2 separate regions of the Homo sapiens genome follow, and region 1 is linked to region 2. The links are chromatin contacts, found by POLR2A ChIA-PET in ENCODE. All regions are on one chromosome and are shown on one strand. Each heading gives the region's core, a stretch centred on a gene start or an enhancer-like site at or near the end of the contact. The rest is flanking DNA. Distances are from core to core; before and after follow the strand shown.

Region 1 (4,043 bases), core at 358-2,857, 440 kb before region 2:
TCAGAAAGTGTTAAGCTCACTGCCTGGCACATAAATGGGTACCCAGGAGATGGGAACCGTCATGATGACAGCAATTTTCAGGCCCTCTTTGGAGTCAGGCAGGGGAATGGAGCCTTGGCAAAAGGTTCTTAAAATCCCTGAGAGAGGGGGATCCCCCTCAGGGCTGAGTGATGGAAGAAGGAATTTGCAGGGGCCCCCTAGAAACCAAAAGGTCAAGTCCATTGCTGAGGGTGAAACCAGGGCAGGCGGCAGGGGGGCAGTTTCCAGACCTCTTGCGGATGGCCCTGGGGATAAATGGTGTCCAACCAAAACATGGTGGCTTCCCTTTATACAACCATCTGTGTGCCCTCCCCCACAGAGGTTTGGGATTCAGGTTCAGGGATCTGAACTCTCCAAGAGTCAGGGATGGATGGGTTTTCTCCCTCCACCGCCTAATGCCAGACTGAGGGTCCTGAGGCCAGCGCTGCTCCCTCCTCTCTCTCCTTCACTGCCATACTGCATCGATCCTCAGTCCTTCAAAGTCTCTTTCTCGAACAACATTCCTTCCAGCTATGACCAGCTATCTGTTCACCCACGGCGGCAGCTTCCGAGGGACCTCCCCTGGCATCCTTCGCCCTGTATGTGCTTCTCATTCTACTTTCCAAAACTGAATAGGTCCCTGCTCAAAGCCCTTCCACAGCCCCCCACGTCCCTCCGGGTAAGGGCTGGGGTTAGGGAAAGGGTTACGGCCTGCGGGACCTGCATGGGTGCGGGGCCTGGTGGGCTCAGCAGCTCCTTCAGTGTTGCTTCCCTCCTCCCATACCCCTCCTCTCACCCCCCAGTCCCTCCCACTGGCTCCTCCAGCCCCATTTCCCTCCCCTCACATTCCTCCCTCTCACCTCCAGGCCTGGTGGAGCAGCCACCACCTCCAAGTTACCATTCAGATTTCAACTTTGATGGCCAGGAAGCCTTCCCAGAACTTTCCCACCGTCCTACCCTGAGGGCTGGCTCAGGAGGCCCCAGGCTCCCATTGTCCCCTAGACCTCAGGTCTCTACATCTGTGCCATCTGATACAGTAGCCACTAGCCACTTATGACTATTTGAATTTAATTTAAATTGACATTAACTAATACTAAGAATTCAGTTCCCCTGTGGCACTAGCCATATTTCAAGAGCTCCACAGCCACCCACCATGCTGAACAGCATGGAGAATACATTTCTATCACTGTAGAAAGCTGTAGTGTACAGCACTGCTGTAGAACTTTCCACAGTATAATAATTATCATTTACCAGTTTCTCAGCAGTCTTCCCTGAACAAACACTGCTTCCAGAGCCAGAACACCTGGACTTGAATCCAGAGACCACCACATAGTAGCTATGTGACCTTGGACGAGCTACTTCTCTGTGTCTCAATGTTCAATCAAAGCAGGTTATGGTGAATATAACTGCATTCTCTGCTCTTTAACACAGACTGTCAAATTTGGAGTCATGCAGGGGCTAGGGTTACCTAAGGGAATTCATCTTGTAAATGCAGTTTAAGAAAGCAAGCTGTTAATCAGCACTTTCTCTAGTTAGTATCCTGGTAACCTTGTGCATTACAAGTTATTCATGCCTCATCATTCTACCAGAACTTGGCGGGACTTCAAATCAACACTTGAGCTTAGCCCCAGAGCTACGAGGCCTCAAAATCAACCACAGACACACACACACACACACACACACACACACACACACACACACACGCCTGCAACTCTCTCTCTTTTTTTTTTTTTCCCGAGACAGTCTCACTCTGTTGCCCAGGCTGGAGTGTAATAGGACAATCTCGGCTCACTGCAAGCTCCACCTCCTGGATTCAAGTGATTCTCCTGCCTCAGCCTCCCGAATAGCTGGGACTACAGGTGCGTGCCACCAGGCCCAGCTAATTTTTGTATTTTTAGTAGAGAGGGGGTTTCACCATGTTGCCCAGGCTGGTCTTGAACTCCTGACCTCATGATCCGCCTGCCTTGGCCTCCCAAAGTGCTGGGATTACAGGCATGAGCCACCATACCGGGCCCCTGCAACTCACTTTCTACAAGTCAGGTTGTTTTATTAGCTTTAAGGCAGGATATTCTTCCAACTCTTTTGCTTCACAGGCTGCTGTAAAAAACACCTTAGTGACTGCAGGCAGGTGGATAATATACAAGATACTCTGAAAATACACATGATGAATTAAAAGGCAGGCAGAGAGCTCTGCCTGAATTGGTCTCCATTTATCCAAGTCTCCAATCTCTACCTTGGTTTGGTCGTATGTCAAATGAGGTTGACTGAATACTGTAATGTACACCTGGACGGACCCCCTGAGTCCATTCAGTCGGCCCTTCCTTTTCAGATGAGAAAATGGAAGCCCAGAAGCAGGAACAGCTATGGGGCTCTTAGTTCTCCTGGTGAGTGGGAAGCGGAGCTGGGGAGACTGGAACCCAGGCTCTGGGCTCCTTTCCCAGTGCTCCTTCCTGCCACCAACATTCTACCTGCCCCACCTTTTCTATGATGCATCAGGAGGCTCTCAGAAAGAGATGTAGGTTACAATGCTCTGAAAAACCTCAAGACTTGGCAGGTTTAAAAACCACTTGCCTGGACTGGCTTGCCAAGCCCCAAAGCCACTGGAAGGTGAGAACTCTGGGCCCTTGTCTTGCAGGCAAAGACAAGTGCCTCAGTGGACAGCTTTGGGGAGACAGGGTAACATGTACCCCCTAAAGGCTATATTAAAACAACCCATAATATATGTCCCCAAATTTAAAATCTGCATAGCCTTAATTCAGTAACTTTTGCTCCAGAAATTTATCTCAAGGAAACCATCAGAGATACCTGCCAAGATCTATGAACATGGACACCGCCCTGCAGGATTAGTTATTATTGCAAAATACGAGAGACAACCTAAATGTTCAATAAGGCAGGAGACGGTGAAATACAATATCCATGCAATGGATAAATACAGCCAAGGAATGGCCGGGCGTGGTGGCTCATGCCTGTAATCCCAGCACTTTGGGAGGCCGAGGTGGGCATCACAAGGTCAAGAGATCGAGACCATCCCAGCCAACATTGTGAAACCCCATCTCTACTAAAAATATAAAAATTAGCTGGGCGTGGTGGCGTGCACCTGTAGTCCCAGCTACTTTGGAGGCTGAGGTAAGAGAATCACTTGAACCCGGGTAGCGGAGGTTGCAATGAGCAGAGATCGCACCACTGCACTCCAGCCTGGGTGACAGTGTGAGACTCCATCTCAAAAAAAAAAAAAAAAAAAATACAGCCAAGGAAAATAATGTCCAGAAGTAATATTTACTGTCACAGAAAGATGTCTGCCATAAACTAGAAAATGTAAAAAAAAAAAAAAAAAAAAAAAAAAAAAAAAATTTGAGGCAATGTCTCACTCTATCACCCAGGCTGGAGTGCAGTGACACTGTCAACGGCTCACTGCAGCCTCGACTCCTCAGGCTTAAGTGATCCTCCCATCTTAGCCTCCTGAGTAGCTGGGACTACAGGCATGTGCCACCATGCCTGGCTAATTTTTGTATTTTTTGTAGAGACAAGGTTTCACCGTGTTGCCCAGGCTGGTCTTGAATTCCTGGGCTCAAGCGATCTACCTGCCTCTGCCTCCCAAAGTGCTGGGATTATAGGCCTGAGCCACCATGCCAGGCCAAAAAAAATTTTTTTAAGGTAACAAAACAATGTGTGTTGTGACACCAGTTTTGTGAAAACAAACACATAAATGGGAGTATATGTACACATCATAAGTTAAGTACCAATCAGAAACAGGCTCTTAGTCAATCTACACCAGAGTTTAGCAAACTTTTTCTATAAAGGGCTAGATAGTAAATATTTTGGGCTTTGTGGGTCATGATGGTCTCTGTTCCAGTTACTCAATTCTGCTGTTGTTAATGCAAAGGCAGCACAAGACTCATAGCTAAATGAGTGTGCATGGCTGTGTCCCAATAAAACTTTATTTACAAAAGAAGTAGCCGGCTAGATTTTGCTTTCAGGCAGTAGTTTGCTGATCTCTGATCTATAGAGGCTCTTTCATTCATCAC
Region 2 (4,070 bases), core at 166-2,665:
TGTGTGTGTGTGCATGATATGCTGCTTCATTAATCTCTAAACACATCAGTGGGTATTTTGAAAACAAAGGAACATACTCTTACTTAAACACGTTACCCAATTAAGAAAATTAATATTGAAGTAATGCTTTTTTTTTTTTTTTTTTTTGAGACTGAGTCTCACTCTGTCACCCAGGCTGGAGTGTAGTGATGCAATCTCGGCTCACTGCAACCTCCGCCTCCCAGTTCAAGCTATTCTCCTGCCTCAGCCTCCCAAGTACCTGGGACTACACGTGCCCGCCACCATGCCTGGATAATTTTTGTATTTTTAGTAGAGACGGGGTTTCACCGTATTGGCCACGCTGGTCTCGAACTCCTGACCTTGTGATCTGCCCACTTTGGCATCCCAAAGTACTGGGATTACAGGCGTAAGCCTCTGCGCCCAGCCGGTGATGCTGTTTTCTAATCTGTACACATAATTCTAATTTCACCACTCATCTCTGCACAAAAACCAAAAAACTTAAAGCTGGTCCTTTTCAAAATATCAAAATTTAATACTGTCAAGACTGAAGAAGACTAAAGCTAAAAAAAAAAAAAAAGAAAAAGTAGAATCCATCAGTATAGATTCACCAGAGATTAATAAAATATGAAACACCAAAAGCTACTATATGCCAGTCATTTGAAAATTTGAAATAAGTCACCTTCAGAAAAAAATGCAAATGATTAACTGTTTAGTCTGAACTATGGGACAAATACTTGTCAATGCAGACAATGCATTTGAAATTCTACACCCTTTCATGTGAAAGGAAGAAAAACAGTATAGAATAAGAAGAGAATTTCCTTAATCTGATAAAAGATGTCCACCAAAAACTTCCTATAAACATCATCGTGTTAAAAATAACTTAATAATTATTTTCCCAAGCAAGTCAGGAACAGGCCAATTAGTAACCAGTCTGCCTAACTGCTTAGTTTCCCACTGGAAATCCAACCCAATATTTGAAAATTTGGAAAATCAGGCAGTTTCAGTAACTCCTAAGTTTGCTTACTCAGCAGTAAAATGGGGATACTACTACTTATTTCAGTGGGTTGCTGAAAGTATTAACTTTGCCAAGTGAACCACTCGGCAAGTGCCCTATACATACATCATGAGGAAGCTGTCTAGGGTCAATGAAACCGTCTCGTCGTCTGCGGTGTTATCCGAGCTCTCTGTTTCATGGCCAAGAAAATTTAGGAGTGTGGACACCAAGAGTAAGGTTGGAGCAAAAGAGGAAAGCTCTCTGCAGCAGAGAGGGGGCCCGAGAGGGTTGCCATTTTACAGTTAAACACAAAAGCTTTTCTAAGAAATTTCCCTTATCTGTGTAGCTGTCTGTGTAACTGTCCTCATCTGTGCAGCTGCAGGCCTGTCTCAGCCAAGCCTCCCCCTTATGCAACTTCCCATGGAGTCCGCACTGTGTACTTGTCTGTAGAAGCAGAGGAAACTTTCCTGGGAGCCTGCTGATTACACAAAGAACAAAAGCATTTCTGCGTTAGGCCTTGCTCCCTTATCTGTGCAGCTGCAGCTTGATTTTTCAGGCTGTTTAAAAGAATTTTAGTGTGGACCTGCCTTAACTGTTTTTTGTTTTTTGTTTTTTTCCTTTCTCCTCTCTCAGTGATAGTCCTGTAAATGGTGACTGTCCTGATCATTGTATCCTTCAGCCTGATTTTAACCCATCCTTGTCAACATGGTGATAAGTTCCTGGAACCTGAATAACTAGGATGGAAATGATATTGCAGGCTTAAGCAATTGATGTAATTTATAATTGTAATTTATAACAATGTTAACTATAATTTACAACACTATAATTTAAACACTTATAACAATTTAATGTTAATTATAGTTTATAATGTTAATTATAATTTGTTTCTTCTACACATTCACCCTTCCAATTAAGTAATAACTAATGTAATAATTTTCTAATAAATACATATAAGTTGATATAATTATGTTATAATTAATAACATGGCTCTAGACCCTTCGCCCTCTTGGGCTCATATATTTTCTTAATAAATTGACTCTAGCTTGTTAGTCTTCCACCTAAGTTGCCTGCTCCAGATGGTTTTTCTTTCCTGTATCACTGTTGTTGTATCTTAGGGAATGTCATGTTTGCTGGTTTTCAAGGTGATTTGTATCCTGCCCAATGATGACAAACGTAGATATGACAGCATAAAAAGATACCTATGTACCAAATGCCCAATTCCAAGCCAGTGTGTGGTGAAAAAGACCTTAGAAAAAGTCCAGGCAAGGACCATCGTCACCAAGATTGCCCAGCAGATGAATTGCAAGATGGGAGGAGCCCTCTGGAAGGTGGAGACAGACGTATGTTGTATTTCACTGACTTCGTTTAACTTACTTCTAATAAAACTTGAGATTCTCTTAATTGTTAATGCTTAAATTTTGCTCACGTTCTAACTCCATTACCTTTTCAAAAACAAACTTAAGGTACAAAGAACAATGTTCGTTGGCATTGATTGTTTCCACGATATCGTAAATCGACAGAAATCAATAGCAGGATTTGTTGCAAGTACCAATGCTGAATTAACAAAGTAAGTAAGCTCTGGTAGACATGTTTAGTTAGTAGCTGACTGTGGACCAAATAGAAAAGATGAACCTAATTAATATGTGTTAACTCAAGAGGTTGGGAATTTGACAGATGAGTTATTCTTAATCATGTAGTCTCCTGATTTTTCTGGCAAAGTTATGTTCCCAGAACATTTTGCATGGTTGGCTGGCTCTACATCATTTTCCATTGCTGCCTAAAATACCACAGACGTGGCAGTTTATGACAATGCCTGTCTTTATCTGCACGGTTCTTCTGATCAGACACCTGGTAGTTCACGCTCTCAGGACCTTACAAGGCATAAATTAAGGTGTCAGCTAAGCCACATTATCATCTGGAGGCTTGATAGCACTCCCCTTCCAAGCTCATGTCATTGTGGCTGAATCCATTTCTTTGTAGTTAGATGACAGAGGTCCCTGGTTTTTGTTGTTGTTGTTTGTTGTTGTTGTTGTTGACCGTCAGCTGCAGGCCAGTCTTGATCACTCTCATGTAGCAAACCCCTCTCCATCTTCCAACCAGCCATAGCACATTGAGCCCTTGTTCTGTTTTGAATCTGACCTCCTCTTTGGCCATCAGCCAGAAAAAACATCCCTGCTTTTAAAGGAGCTCATGTAATTACAAATGACTCATTTGGAAAACTTTTATCATAAAGTCAACAGAGCCATATAGCATAACAATCACAGGGGTGGTATTCTGCCATAATCACAGGCTCTAGGGATTAGAACAGGTAGAATTCTGCCTACCACAGGCTCTGATCAGTAAATGTCTTAAATGGAGATCATTAACACATAGTGAAATAGTTCAGATGTGCATGGGTAAAGAGACATGGAAACATAATTAGTGGCCAGAGATCTGTAAGTATAGGATCTTGTCTTCCTATACCTGCAAGTGATGTACTTCCAAAAGGAGATGTGTGTCTATATCCTATGCTCTCCTTTTCTCCCAGGGCCCTTTTATTTTCTGTTCTCAGAGTAGAAACCACACTGCACCTTGAAATACGTTTGCAGTCTTAAGTTTGCAGTCCTCTTTGCACATTACTTGATGTATGTCCTGCAAATTACCTCTGTTTAATAATGATTGTGGCCCACTAGGTGTAATTCAGGAATATCTTTAAAGGAAGATCCATCTTTATTTCCATAGATGATGACTTTTTTCCAGTCATATTCTGCTTCAATATGATAATATTGTTTTGCTCTACTTTTTGTTTGAAAATAGCGTTGCAATCATAGGGAAAAATTATACTTTCAATTATTCAACAGATGCTTTTCTCAAGTAATACTTATTTTAATAGTGTAAAATCTGCTTTCCAATCAAATAAAAACTTCCAAAAAATTATGAAAATAGCCAATACCGCCGGGTGCGGCGGCTCACGCCTGTAATCCCAGCACTTTGGGAGGCTGAGGCGGGCAGATCACAAGGTCAGGAGATCGAGACCATACTGGCTAACATGGTGAAACCCCGTCTCTACTAAAACAAAATACAAAAATTAGCCAGG

Evidence for each region. ChIA-PET counts read pairs that join two places held with the same protein, here RNA polymerase II (POLR2A).
Region 1: POLR2A ChIA-PET joins it to region 2 with 11 read pairs in AG04450. The contact joins two enhancer-like sites. POLR2A ChIA-PET finds 5 or more read pairs at or near these places in 2 of 52 experiments (AG04450 and GM10248).

What each region holds. Positions count from the first base shown.
Region 1 is chr22:25,162,657-25,166,699 of GRCh38, reverse strand. The region is part of intron 6 of KIAA1671; the gene reads right to left. Among named protein-coding and RNA genes, the nearest start is that of CRYBB3, 35 kb to the left of the region's middle. Within about 2 kb of position 1,607, at least 2 of the 41 ENCODE cell types and tissues checked have a DNase peak (open chromatin) inside an H3K27ac peak, as active enhancers do.
Region 2 is chr22:24,726,441-24,730,510 of GRCh38, reverse strand. PIWIL3 (piwi like RNA-mediated gene silencing 3) reads left to right here. Exons shown (of 21, transcript NM_001255975.1): 15 at 2,137-2,334; 16 at 2,458-2,561. Among named protein-coding and RNA genes, the nearest start is that of PIWIL3, 46 kb to the left of the region's middle. Within about 2 kb of position 1,415, at least 6 of the 41 ENCODE cell types and tissues checked have a DNase peak (open chromatin) inside an H3K27ac peak, as active enhancers do.